2 separate regions of the Homo sapiens genome follow, and region 1 is linked to region 2. The links are chromatin loops, found by intact Hi-C in ENCODE. Cell type or tissue: psoas muscle. All regions are shown on one strand.

Region 1 (2,500 bases), 240 kb before region 2:
TTCCCAGGCAGTGTTTGAGGCCCCCTCTGCCAGCCCGTACCTGGGGCTCCCCCACCCCTCCCACATTGTGGTACCTGTCCTCCTCCTGCAGAGCCCGCCCAGAGATCCCATGGCTGAAGGTGGTGGCAGCAGGCGGGCTGGCGCGTGACCTGGTAGCACGGCCTGGGTTTGACCCTGGCACTGCCCCTGGGACTCAGAGCTGGGAGGTGAGAAATGGGGAATGCATGTGAACCACCTGCCTCTGCACACAGCAAGTCCTGTTCTGGGTTTTCTCATCCCTGGGTCACACCCTGCGCTGGGGAGATAAAAAGTCAGACCCTGCCCGGGGCACCCACAGTCAGCACCGCCGGAACACTGTCAGCCTGGTGTGGACAGTGCCAAGGTCCAGCAGGGTGGGGTGGTTGGGGTAGGAGCTCCCCTGAGGAGAGAGTGAGGCCAGCAGGGGTGGGTCTCCAAGTGCTTCCTTTGACAGCTGCTCTGGATGGGACGTGGCTTGGGGTGGGTGAGAACCCTTGGCTGAGTTTGGATTTTCCTGCAGGGTTTCATTGGAACACCAGGTTCCAGGGCCGTAGAGATGTGGAGGCCTCCTGTCTGGGTGATGGGGCATGGTGCTGGTCCCTGGCTGTGGGGTGGAAAGGAGTCCCAAGAGAGGGAGCTGGCAAGACAGGACCTTCCCAGCTAAGGTGGGGTTGGTGGGATTTGGCTGGGGCCCTTGGAGGAGCCTGACCAGGAGGTGAGACAGGGCACCTGGAAGGAAGGAGGCGTTGGGGAGAGTCCAGATGGAGGCCATGGGGTTGAGGGGCCCAGACACCCGGCTGGGGGACTCCAGGAAGGCAGCAGGTGTGGGCAGTGGGTCCTCTGGGGTGGACTGAGGTGAGGCCTGGGTGTGACCACGCGGTGGCACTGGTGGCTGCCGGCAGCTGTCGTCTGCAGAGTGGGTGAGACCGAGTGTGGCAGATGGCTTGGTCCGCGGTGCTGGAGGGGACTGGCGGAGCAGAAGCGCCCTGGCGCCGGGTCCTTGCTTTCCTGGAGCTGGGGCTTGGGGAATGGGGTCGGTCATTGCAGGGACAGAGGAGAGGGCAGGGTAATGGGTGCGCAGGGGTCCCTTCCAAAGGCTGCGGGTGGCCAGGGGTGTGCGGGGGCGCTGAGGTGCGGTCGCCGAGAGATTCTGGCCTCCAGGGTGGTCGGGCCTGGCATGGACTCTAGGGGATGGTGCACACACCGGACCGGACGGGCCCCTCCCTTACCCCCGGATCCCCCGGCTGGGCAGCGGCCAGGGAGAGGGGCGACCTACGGGGGCGGGTGTGGGGACGCCGGACTACGCGTCAGGAGTCCCAGATGGGCCCAGACCCCCATTCCCCGCCCCGGGCCGCAGTGACGTCAGGGCCCGGACGTTCCCGGAACGGCCTCTTGGGGGCGTTCCAGCCCCACGGACCCGCAGGGAGTCCCCGCCGCAATTTGCATGGGGCTCATTTGCATGACCCCGCCCCGCGCGGGAGTCGGGGGCGCCGGCGACTGGAGGAGCCACTGTCAATCCCCAGGGGAAAGTGGGCGAGGCGATTTCTGGGCCGCTCACCTCACTCCACCCTCCAGCTCGCGCCGCACCTGGGGCCCTCCCCCACCTACGCCCCGCCAGGGCGGGGCCGCGGGCGCAGACACTCGCGGGCACACGCACGACGACGCGCACACGCGGTCGCACGCGGCCCCCCGAGCCCCCTGCGGCGACTCCGATTCACCCCCGCGGGTGCGGGGCGCGGACCCGCCCGGCCCAGCTCCTGCTCCCCAGGCGCTTCCTCCTCCCGCGACCTGCCCCGGCCGCACCCGCCTCCGCTCCAGCACGCGACGCTGCCCGGCGCGACCCCTGCTCCCCCGGCCCAGCCCCACCGCTGCCCTCGACTCAATCCCAGTTGAACGCCCGCAGCCTCAGTCCCACCCCCGGCCCAGCCCCAGCGCCCCCAGTCCCACCCCCGGCCCCAGCTTCAGCCTCAGCGCCCCCAGGCCCAGCCCCAGTCCCACCCCCAGTCCCAACACCTTCAGGCCCACCCTCGGCCCCAGCCTCAGCCACCCCAGCCCCAGTCCCGGCCCAGCCCCAGCCCCAGCGCTCCCGGCCCCGGGCCCAGCCCCAGCCCCAGCCCCAGCCGAGCACCCCCGGCCCCGCCTGCCCGGCGTTCCCTTTTGTGCGGCGCTCTCCCGTCCGCATCCGCCCGATCCTCTGGAACTCCCCGCGGACGCCGGGGTCCCTGGAGGCGGCTTCCTTTGTCTCTGCTCCCGCCCTCCCTCCGCGGCGTCTTCGCCCCTCACTCACCTCCCCAGCCCCGCGGGGACGAGGGGAGCTGGAGGGAGCCCGGGACCCGGCGCGGCCTCCGCAGGCGGCGCTTTCTTCTCGCTCCCGACGCGGCCGCCCCTCCTGCCTGCCCGCTCCTATCGCCGCTTCCGCCTCTGCCGGGGACGGGGACAGCAGACCCTCGGCGCCCGGCCCCCGCGCACCTGCCGCGCGCAC
Region 2 (2,500 bases):
AATGGGACACTCACCTGCGACTCACACATGCACCTGCCTGGGTCACCTGCCTGTCACTCATCCACGCACCTACCTGCCTGGCTCACCTGCCTGTCACTCAAGCACTCACCTACCTGCCTGGCTCACCTGCCTGTCACTCACGCACATCCCTGCCGAGAGTGGAACTGCTAAGGAGGTCAGCGGTGCCAGGCCGTGCAGATGACGGACTGCAAGTTCCGGGCACCCAGACCCAACCACGCCCTAGGCTCAGGTGCTAGACTAAGCGAGATACTCACGATCCTTTCTTCGGAAGCCAGATTACACAGTCTGGTTCCCCTGGAGCAGGGCGCGGGGCCACCGACCTGCCCCAGCCAAGCCCGCTGTACACTCTTCGCTGCCCACCTCCCACCGGGCTGAGGCCCGACCTTTCAGCCGCTTCCTATCTGGGTCTGGCAAGAGGATGGCAACCGGACTAGAGTTAAATACACACGCACTAAGTGGCAGGCACTGAAAAGGACGCCAGGAGGTGACACCTGGCCAGGGGCTGAAAGGATGCAGGGAACTGGCAGGTGTGGATGGCGAGGCCCGGCGCCGCTTAGAGACTTGTTCCGGGCTCGTGTCTCACTCGCCGGCCGGCGGTGGTCTCCCACTGTCACCGCCCGGGTTTCCCAGAAACGCTGGCCCTAAGCACAGTCCCGGGCACGCTCGTTTCTCTCGGGGTTTACGGGGCAGTCTGGAGTCTAACAGTTCAGGGGCGAGGCGACGGCGGGCTCGACGGCAGCCCTCCCCCGACACAGACTCCCGTGATCCACTGACGAACCAGGATCGAGGCTGCCCGTCCTGGGGCAGCTGCAAGTGTCCCAGCTGACGGGAAACCCGGCCGAGTGGTCAAGTCCCCGACATGACCCTGACCCGGAGCTCCGGGAGCCCGCCGTAACCGACCTCGGGTTCCGCGCAGGCAGGCTCGGGCCGGGGCCCCGCGGGCGGCGGGCGCGAACGGAGAAGCGTCGCGCAGGGTCCCCAGCAGCCCCGGGCCGCCGCTGTGGCCGGCTCCGGCAGGGGGGACGAGCGGGCCCGAGGACCCGGCGCAGGCCTGCGAGCGCGCTCACCTCTCCCTGTCGCTGCGCGTGGGCCGCCGCCGCGCTCAGGCTCGCCGTAGTCGAGGCCGGAGCAGGGTGCGGAAAAGCGGGGCCCGCGCCCGAAACAGCCGCACCGCCCCGGGATTGGGCCCACCGAACCCGCCGCAGCGCCGCCGCCGCCGCCTCAGCCTCCAAGATGGCCGCTCGCGGGGCGGAACCAGCCTAGCTTCTGCTTCCGGTGCGCGGTCCGGGGCGGTGAGGAGGGAGGGGGAGGGCTGGCCGCTCTAGGCAGACTGGCGGACCGCGCCCACGACTCTCTGTCGCCGTCGACCCCGGGGTGGGGGATGGGGCGGGGGGCGGGGCGGCGCTTGCGCACTGGCGGGCGGCTCCGGGCACCGTTAGTGGGCGCGAGAGCCCCAGACCCCGAAGCCGCGCGCTTCCCTCCCCATGTGCCACGGCCCAGGGCGGCAGGCCCGGCTGAGGGCGACCCCGGTGGAGAAAGAACCCCGACCCTCCCGCCTCCCGGCTCCCGCCTTGTCCTCCGCTCCCACGCCCCACCCGGCCCTTAGGGGAGGCGCGGCGCGGCCCGGGCATGGAGCGTCCCGGGCCCCTGGAGGCTCAGTGGAGGGTTGGGCTCCAGGGAGCTCAGAGCTCTCTCGTTCAGGGACCCGAGAGTGACACGCGTGGCATCTCTTTGCAACCCACGTCCGCGCCGCAGCACCCTCCCCTGCAGGTGCCTGCCCAGCCCCGGGATGCCCCTGACCTCCCCTTGGACAGACTGCAGAAAGCGCGGGGCGCTGCGTCCTCTCCACCTCTCTCTGACCCCAGACACATTGGGAGAGAGCGGTAGGTGGCGGGGCGCTGGGGTGGGACGCTGGGGGCAGGCGCGCAGCCCACCGCCTCCCTGAGAGGCCGCTGAGGACAGCGGGGAGCTGAGGGTGGTCCCCTGGTGGGGGATCAGGAGGTGGACCTCGCCACCTGGCTGCCTGTGGCCCTCTCCTTTGCCCCAACCCTGACTGCCTCTCAGGAACAACCACAGGTCAGCAAGGTGGCTGAATATTGAGGGTCAGTCCCGCTGTGGCTACGGGCAGAGGGCAGGCTGTGTCCATGCTCAGCCCTGACTCTGGCCCTCTGGGACACCTTGGTGGGTCTGAGACGTTGCTGCAGGCCGTGGGGCAGAAGCCAGGAGGAGTGTCCACGCAGCCTCAGCCCGTGGGAATCCAGCCTGCCTCCATTACTGCCGTCACCGGCTCCACCTTCGGAGAACATCTCAGCATCCAGCCTCCTTCCTCTGCCTCCTCTCAGGCCTCTGCCGTTCCCATGCAGGGCAGGCCAAACTGTTTTCACAGCATGGAAAGTTATGTGAGGGAAGCCACACCGGCCGCAGATACAGGCACCAGCACATCCACTCGCATGCACACTCACGGCTGTGGCCCGCGGCA

The links. Peaks named below come from ENCODE experiments on the same cell type or tissue, not always from the same donor. Only the 100,000 strongest peaks of a DNase experiment are listed, where the experiment ranks them.
Region 1: it touches region 2 in a loop (1.8-fold over the local background); 2 of 110 quality-filtered maps call a loop at or near these places.

The regions. Positions count from the first base shown.
Region 1 is chr1:1,031,694-1,034,193 of GRCh38, forward strand. The region is part of intron 2 of AGRN (agrin); the gene reads left to right. Among named protein-coding and RNA genes, the nearest start is that of AGRN, 13 kb to the left of the region's middle. RefSeq lists an enhancer at 772-1,641 and silencers at 1,155-1,334, 1,395-1,534, 1,515-1,635, 1,555-1,864, 2,280-2,429. In psoas muscle, CTCF peaks have their summits at 806 and 1,427 (motif pointing right); DNase peaks (open chromatin) are centred at 938 and 1,468; H3K4me3 peaks cover 1,243 bases; H3K27me3 peaks cover 2,170 bases.
Region 2 is chr1:1,272,578-1,275,077 of GRCh38, forward strand. UBE2J2 (ubiquitin conjugating enzyme E2 J2) reads right to left here and starts at 1,277. Exons shown (of 7, transcript NM_058167.3): 1 at 1,089-1,277. It overlaps LINC01786 (long intergenic non-protein coding RNA 1786), which reads left to right and starts at 1,425. Exons shown (of 3, transcript NR_185846.1): 1 at 1,425-1,904; 2 at 2,226-2,500. RefSeq lists enhancers at 1-424, 425-932, 2,123-2,500 and silencers at 1,122-1,701, 1,862-1,911. In psoas muscle, no CTCF peak of the experiment used is centred here; DNase peaks (open chromatin) are centred at 564, 864 and 1,314; H3K4me3 peaks cover 2,500 bases; H3K27ac peaks cover 2,312 bases.